Regions from separate parts of the Mus musculus genome. Here region 1 is linked to region 2. Evidence: chromatin loops called from intact Hi-C (ENCODE). Cell type or tissue: left cerebral cortex. All regions are shown on one strand. Region 1 overlaps Heatr5a (HEAT repeat containing 5A). Region 2 overlaps Dtd2 (D-tyrosyl-tRNA deacylase 2).

Region 1 (2,500 bases), 49 kb after region 2:
TTGAGAGAGAACAGAAGTGCCACCATGTTAAGACCACATGGGAAACAGTAGCAGAGCTTTAGGTACAGTCTTCTCATTCTCCACAGGAGACCCACAGGCAGCACAGGGAGATTTTCCCCCATGCTTTTTTCCTAGTCTTGTGATTCACTCAGACATTCGTATTTGGAGAGGGTCAAGCAGCCTATGCTGGGAAGAAGACACATATGTGTGCCTGTGTGCTCATGTGTACACACACACACACACACACACACCAGAAAAAAAAATTACATTTAAGAGGTAACAATCTTAAAGTCACCGAAGAAATTTAGATTAGAACAAATTTTTATTCAAACTCTCTTAAAAATATTACACAGATTGTTCTTAGCACTAGAATACAGGTAGAGTAAAGAACACAGTGGACAACTACATTTTAAAAGTGCTTATTGAATTTCCTCGGTTTCCATTGTTATGTCTCCCTTTTCATTTCTGATTTTGTTAATTTGGATACTGTCCCTGTGCCCTCTGTTTAGTCTGGCTAAGGGTTTATCTATCTTGTTGATTTTCTCAAAGAACCAGCTCCTGGTTTTGTTAATTCTTTGTATAGTTCCTTTTGTTTCTATTTGGTTGATTTCAGTCCTGAGTTTATTTCCTGCCATCCATGAAGGCACTTAGGGCTCCTTTTCGCTTGAAGGCTAGGGATTGAACCTACAGCTCTGTGTTCTAGGCAAGCAATATGCCACATAGCTACATCCCCAGCTCTCCCAGGGTTCATCCCGATGGACTATTAAATCGTCTTGTGACTTCTTCTGTGTATTAATATACAGAATACCTGTGAATTTTACATTACATTTGGGTTTTTAGTTTTTCTGTCAATATGCTTGCTTTTGGCAAATAGAGACCATGTATAAATGAGGCTCAGCAGCAGAGCATATACTTAGGTTGGTCAGGTCTCCAGCACAAAAAAAGTAAAAAGATTGTGCATTAAAATTAAGTCTGTACACTGAACCACCACCCAGGCAGCATACACCAGCTGATATGAGGCCCCCAACACATATACAGCAGAGGACTGCCGGGTCTGGGTTCAGTCAGAGAAGATGCACCTAACCCTTGAGAGACTTGGGGTCCCAGGGAGTGGGGGTGGGGGCATTCAAATTCTCTTTAAAAAAATTAAGTCTGTACACTATTAATTGCTGTTTTGTTCTTTGTCATAGCAGGCTCAAAGCAGAGTGCTCGTAGAGTGTCACTGGAGGAAGTTCTGGAACTGCTGGGAGCAGGGTTTCTGCGTGGGAGTTCAGGATTCCTTCGAGCCAGTGGAGATATGCTGAAAGGAAACAGTTCAGTCAGCAGAGACGTTCGAGTCGGAGTTACTCAGGTCCGAGTCAGAACTCAGTCACCCACGTGTAATTCCCACTGGCTCTAGTCAGTTTTAGGATCTGACTCCACAGTGCGAAGTTGCTGATTCTGCTCACGTTTATAAATATCTATGGTGAATCTAAAACAGTTTTAAAACAAGGTTACAAATTAAGAGCCTTTTATAACCCAAAGGTGGTTTTAGTTTTTAGTAATAGGTTTTACTTAGTCCTTTAAAGCAGTCATTTTTTTCTCTCCTGTGCTGTCTGCCATGTTATCTCACGGCTTATCGTGTCTTCCACTGGGATTGTGCGCAACTTAATACCTGCACATATTACTTAATGTGTCAAGATAACGTACGATTTTAACTCCTACAAAAGATCATGGCCTATAACCTGTGTGTTTGCTGTGTAATTGTCTGTCCTAAACACAGGTTTTAAAGCTAAACTCTTGGAAAGGTTTCTTAGCCTACAGCACTACGAAGGCCACACTGCAGCCTTCCCCCACACCAGCTTCTTGCTGGGTATTGTGATTCAGCACAGACTGCTTTAGAAAAGTCCTGAGGGACTGCACTGGACTGGAGATGAAGATCTCTCCTGCCATGTACAAGATCTTTGTCTACATCCTTAAAATTTACCAAGGCCAGCCAAAAAATGAAGTCAGTGCATGCTGAAGACTTTAAGTGAACAATTTAAAATAAATTAAAAATCTCTGCACCCCCAGATGACTCGTGCTGTGTGACTAGATCATGACACGAGTGCTCTCCAGTGTAGCTGTAAACTGTCCCCATGTATTCTGTTTCGTATTGCTTGAGAAGACTGCTTGACTTTGTATCTGGGGTAAGACAAGCTATTAGCATTTGTGGAGATAAAGAGCAGCAACTCATTTCGGGGAACTTCCCTAAAGTGTCTAGAACAGTCCTTTGGAGTCACGGGATAGGAGTGTAGCTCATTAAAGGTGTCCGTGTGTTTGAGTTCAGCTTGCTTGTTCATGAGGGCAAGTACCTGAAAGCTTTTGTTTCCAGAAGCCAGGGACACATTTTACAAGTTATCTGGCACTAGCTCTCTACTGAACATTTGCAGAGCCTGGCCACAGTAGAATAGAGGCACAGCAGAGGTGGGCAGAGGTGGAATCTTCACTGAGAGACTGGAACTCCAGTCTGGCCGCAAAC
Region 2 (2,500 bases):
AACCACAGTAGCATGTACCTGTACCTATAGTTCCAGCTACTCATGAGGCTGAGGCAGGGAATGCCTTGATCCTAGGATTGGATCAGCCTGAACAAGAAAGCAAGGCATGCCACAGAGAAAAAGCAACACAGATGGATAGTCAGAGCTCACAGAAATTAGCCTAGCCAAGAACAGTAATGAAAGTGAAACTCGTGGGCAGATAGCGCATTCATGACGCCTTAGCCAAAAGTCAACTAACAGAGGAAATGTCCCATGCTTATATTCCAAACTTTGCTGACAACTTTGTCAAAGCATGAGAACAATACTTAAGAAAGGACTGTGTGATTGGTAAGGGTGGAAAGCTAGTAACCAATGGTTTGAAATTTGAATCTAGAGGATAATAAGGAGCCTTTGAAGGCTTAAGAAAATGAAATAAAGCCCCTCTGTTAGAGAGGTATTTCTGAGCTCCTGATATTGAGGTGGTCGACATTCTGCTTGTTTTCCTAAATTAGTAATTTACCCTGGTCATCTTTGCTGTCCACAGGAATGTAATAAGACGCTTCAAGTACAAAAGTAAAATGTAGGTCATTTGTAGCCAGGAAGTGGTAGCTCATACCTTTAATCCCAGCACTGGAGAGGCAGAGGCAGGCAGATCTCTGAGTCCAAGGTCAGCCTGGTTTACACAGTAAGTCAGGGATACACAGAGAAACCCTGTCTCAAAAAAAAAAAAAAAAAAAAAAAAAAAACAAAGATTGACTTTGCAAAGCTGTGTGATGGTCTTAATGTCTCAATCATAGTGAGGTAAGATAAACCCATGAAACCCAATCTGCAGTTTGTTTCTTAGTGACTAAGCCTGTGTGCTTCTGTCTTTTTCTCTATGGGGTCACCCTAAATACATGTGTGAATTAAAACACAGGGGACTCTACCTTAAGTCTGTTAATGACTAGTTTAACAAGTTTATCATTCGCAATAAAGGACTTATATGGCTAAGGGCACATTCAGCAGAGTAAAGTACAAGCAAGATAACTGTTTAGTGTTGGGAGGTTAGTTTGTGCGTCCCTCTGTCCAGAAGTGGAAGTAAGAGAAGGAGGCTCTCTTAAAGCCTGCCTTGTACCTGCTCATGGGGTCAGACCTCTCCAGCCAAGCCTATACTTAGGAGTATAATCGGTTATGTCCATGAAGTCTGAAACATCATAGCTAAAACAGAAATGTGTAGAGTCTTCCTCAGTTCATCTTCATTATAATGTACTAAGATCAAGGATCTGTCAAAGCTTGATTTCATGTCTGTGCTATTGGAGGTATTTGATTAATAACCTGTCTTACAATTTTTAAGTTTCTGCCACACTATTGATTATTGTCTCATTTCAATTCAGCTTGCTTCTATTTCTCTTTGTACAGTCTTTACTTGTCCATGTCCGTATGTGAGTTCTCAGTTCCAGCCAGTAGAGGGAGGTATACGAAAGTCTATGAGTATTACTGCTCATTGCCAGTAATCCAGAATTGCTAATTTAGGAGTGTGGGGCCTGGGTAGCTAAATGGTGATTCCATTGGAATGAGGTGTTCTGGAGGCTTCCTGTTTCCGGAGATTAGTGGGTGGGGCTGCTGGCTGATGGTACCTGTTCACAACGGAGAATTACAAAGGTGTTTAAAGAGAAATGTTAGTTAATAAAAAGCAATAGGGCTTTTTGTACCATAGGTTAGGAACCAACTGATTTTTGCCAGGTTAAGTGCATGACTTGTGGAGTAGGAAACCATACCAAGTCTTTACTGATGTTTACTGCAGGACGTGCAGTAACTGAAATCAACCAAACTAGAAAGCATGCCTTTAAAATTAGGAAAATAAAAAAAATCTATGTAGCCATGGCTGAGCTGGAGCTCACAGAGGTCTGTCTGCCTCAACCTGCCGTACTGAGACTATAAGGTTTATAGAATTTCTTTGCTGCTTGTTCTGTTCTTCATAAGAAGAATTCATTTTTCCCTTTGTAGAGGGAGTGGGGACCTGAGTATAGATATAGGCATCTTGGTATACCTTGAAATGGTTAATGTTGAAATAGTCTAGGTTTCTAGGGACACATAGATGTTTATGGTAATTTAGATAAATAGTCTTATTATGCTTATAAAAATATTGCCATGGGGTTTTTGTTTTGGATTTGAGAGGAGTATTTATGTGTATGGCTGTTTTGCCTGTCTGTGTACCATGTGCAAATGTTGCCCAAAGAGGCCATAGAGGGCATCAGGTCGTCTGGTACTGGAGCCAGAGACAGTTGTTAGCTGTCATGTGAATGCTGGGAACCAAATCTCCATCCTCTAGAAGAGTAGTAAGTACTTTTAATATCCAAGTCTTCTCTCCAGCCTTCCATTTACATATATACATATATATGCACATATATATCTACATATACTTACTCATGTACACATACATATCCATATACATAGAAGCTGACAGTATCTTTTGTTTACTTTCTCATCTCTAATAACAGATTTCACCTTTACATTTTCCCAGTAGGCCTTATTTATAAAA

What was found. Peaks named below come from ENCODE experiments on the same cell type or tissue, not always from the same donor. Only the 100,000 strongest peaks of a DNase experiment are listed, where the experiment ranks them.
Region 1: a loop joins it to region 2, with 2.9 times the contacts of the local background. A loop is called at or near these places in 16 of 42 quality-filtered maps.

The regions. Positions count from the first base shown.
Region 1 is chr12:51,951,338-51,953,837 of GRCm38, reverse strand. Heatr5a (HEAT repeat containing 5A) reads left to right here. Exons shown (of 36, transcript NM_177171.4): 7 at 1,194-1,351. Among named protein-coding and RNA genes, the nearest start is that of Heatr5a, 19 kb to the left of the region's middle. In left cerebral cortex, no CTCF peak of the experiment used is centred here; a DNase peak (open chromatin) is centred at 1,309.
Region 2 is chr12:52,000,702-52,003,201 of GRCm38, reverse strand. The region is part of intron 2 of Dtd2 (D-tyrosyl-tRNA deacylase 2); the gene reads left to right. Among named protein-coding and RNA genes, the nearest start is that of Dtd2, 4.6 kb to the left of the region's middle. In left cerebral cortex, a CTCF peak has its summit at 1,422 (motif pointing right); a DNase peak (open chromatin) is centred at 1,435.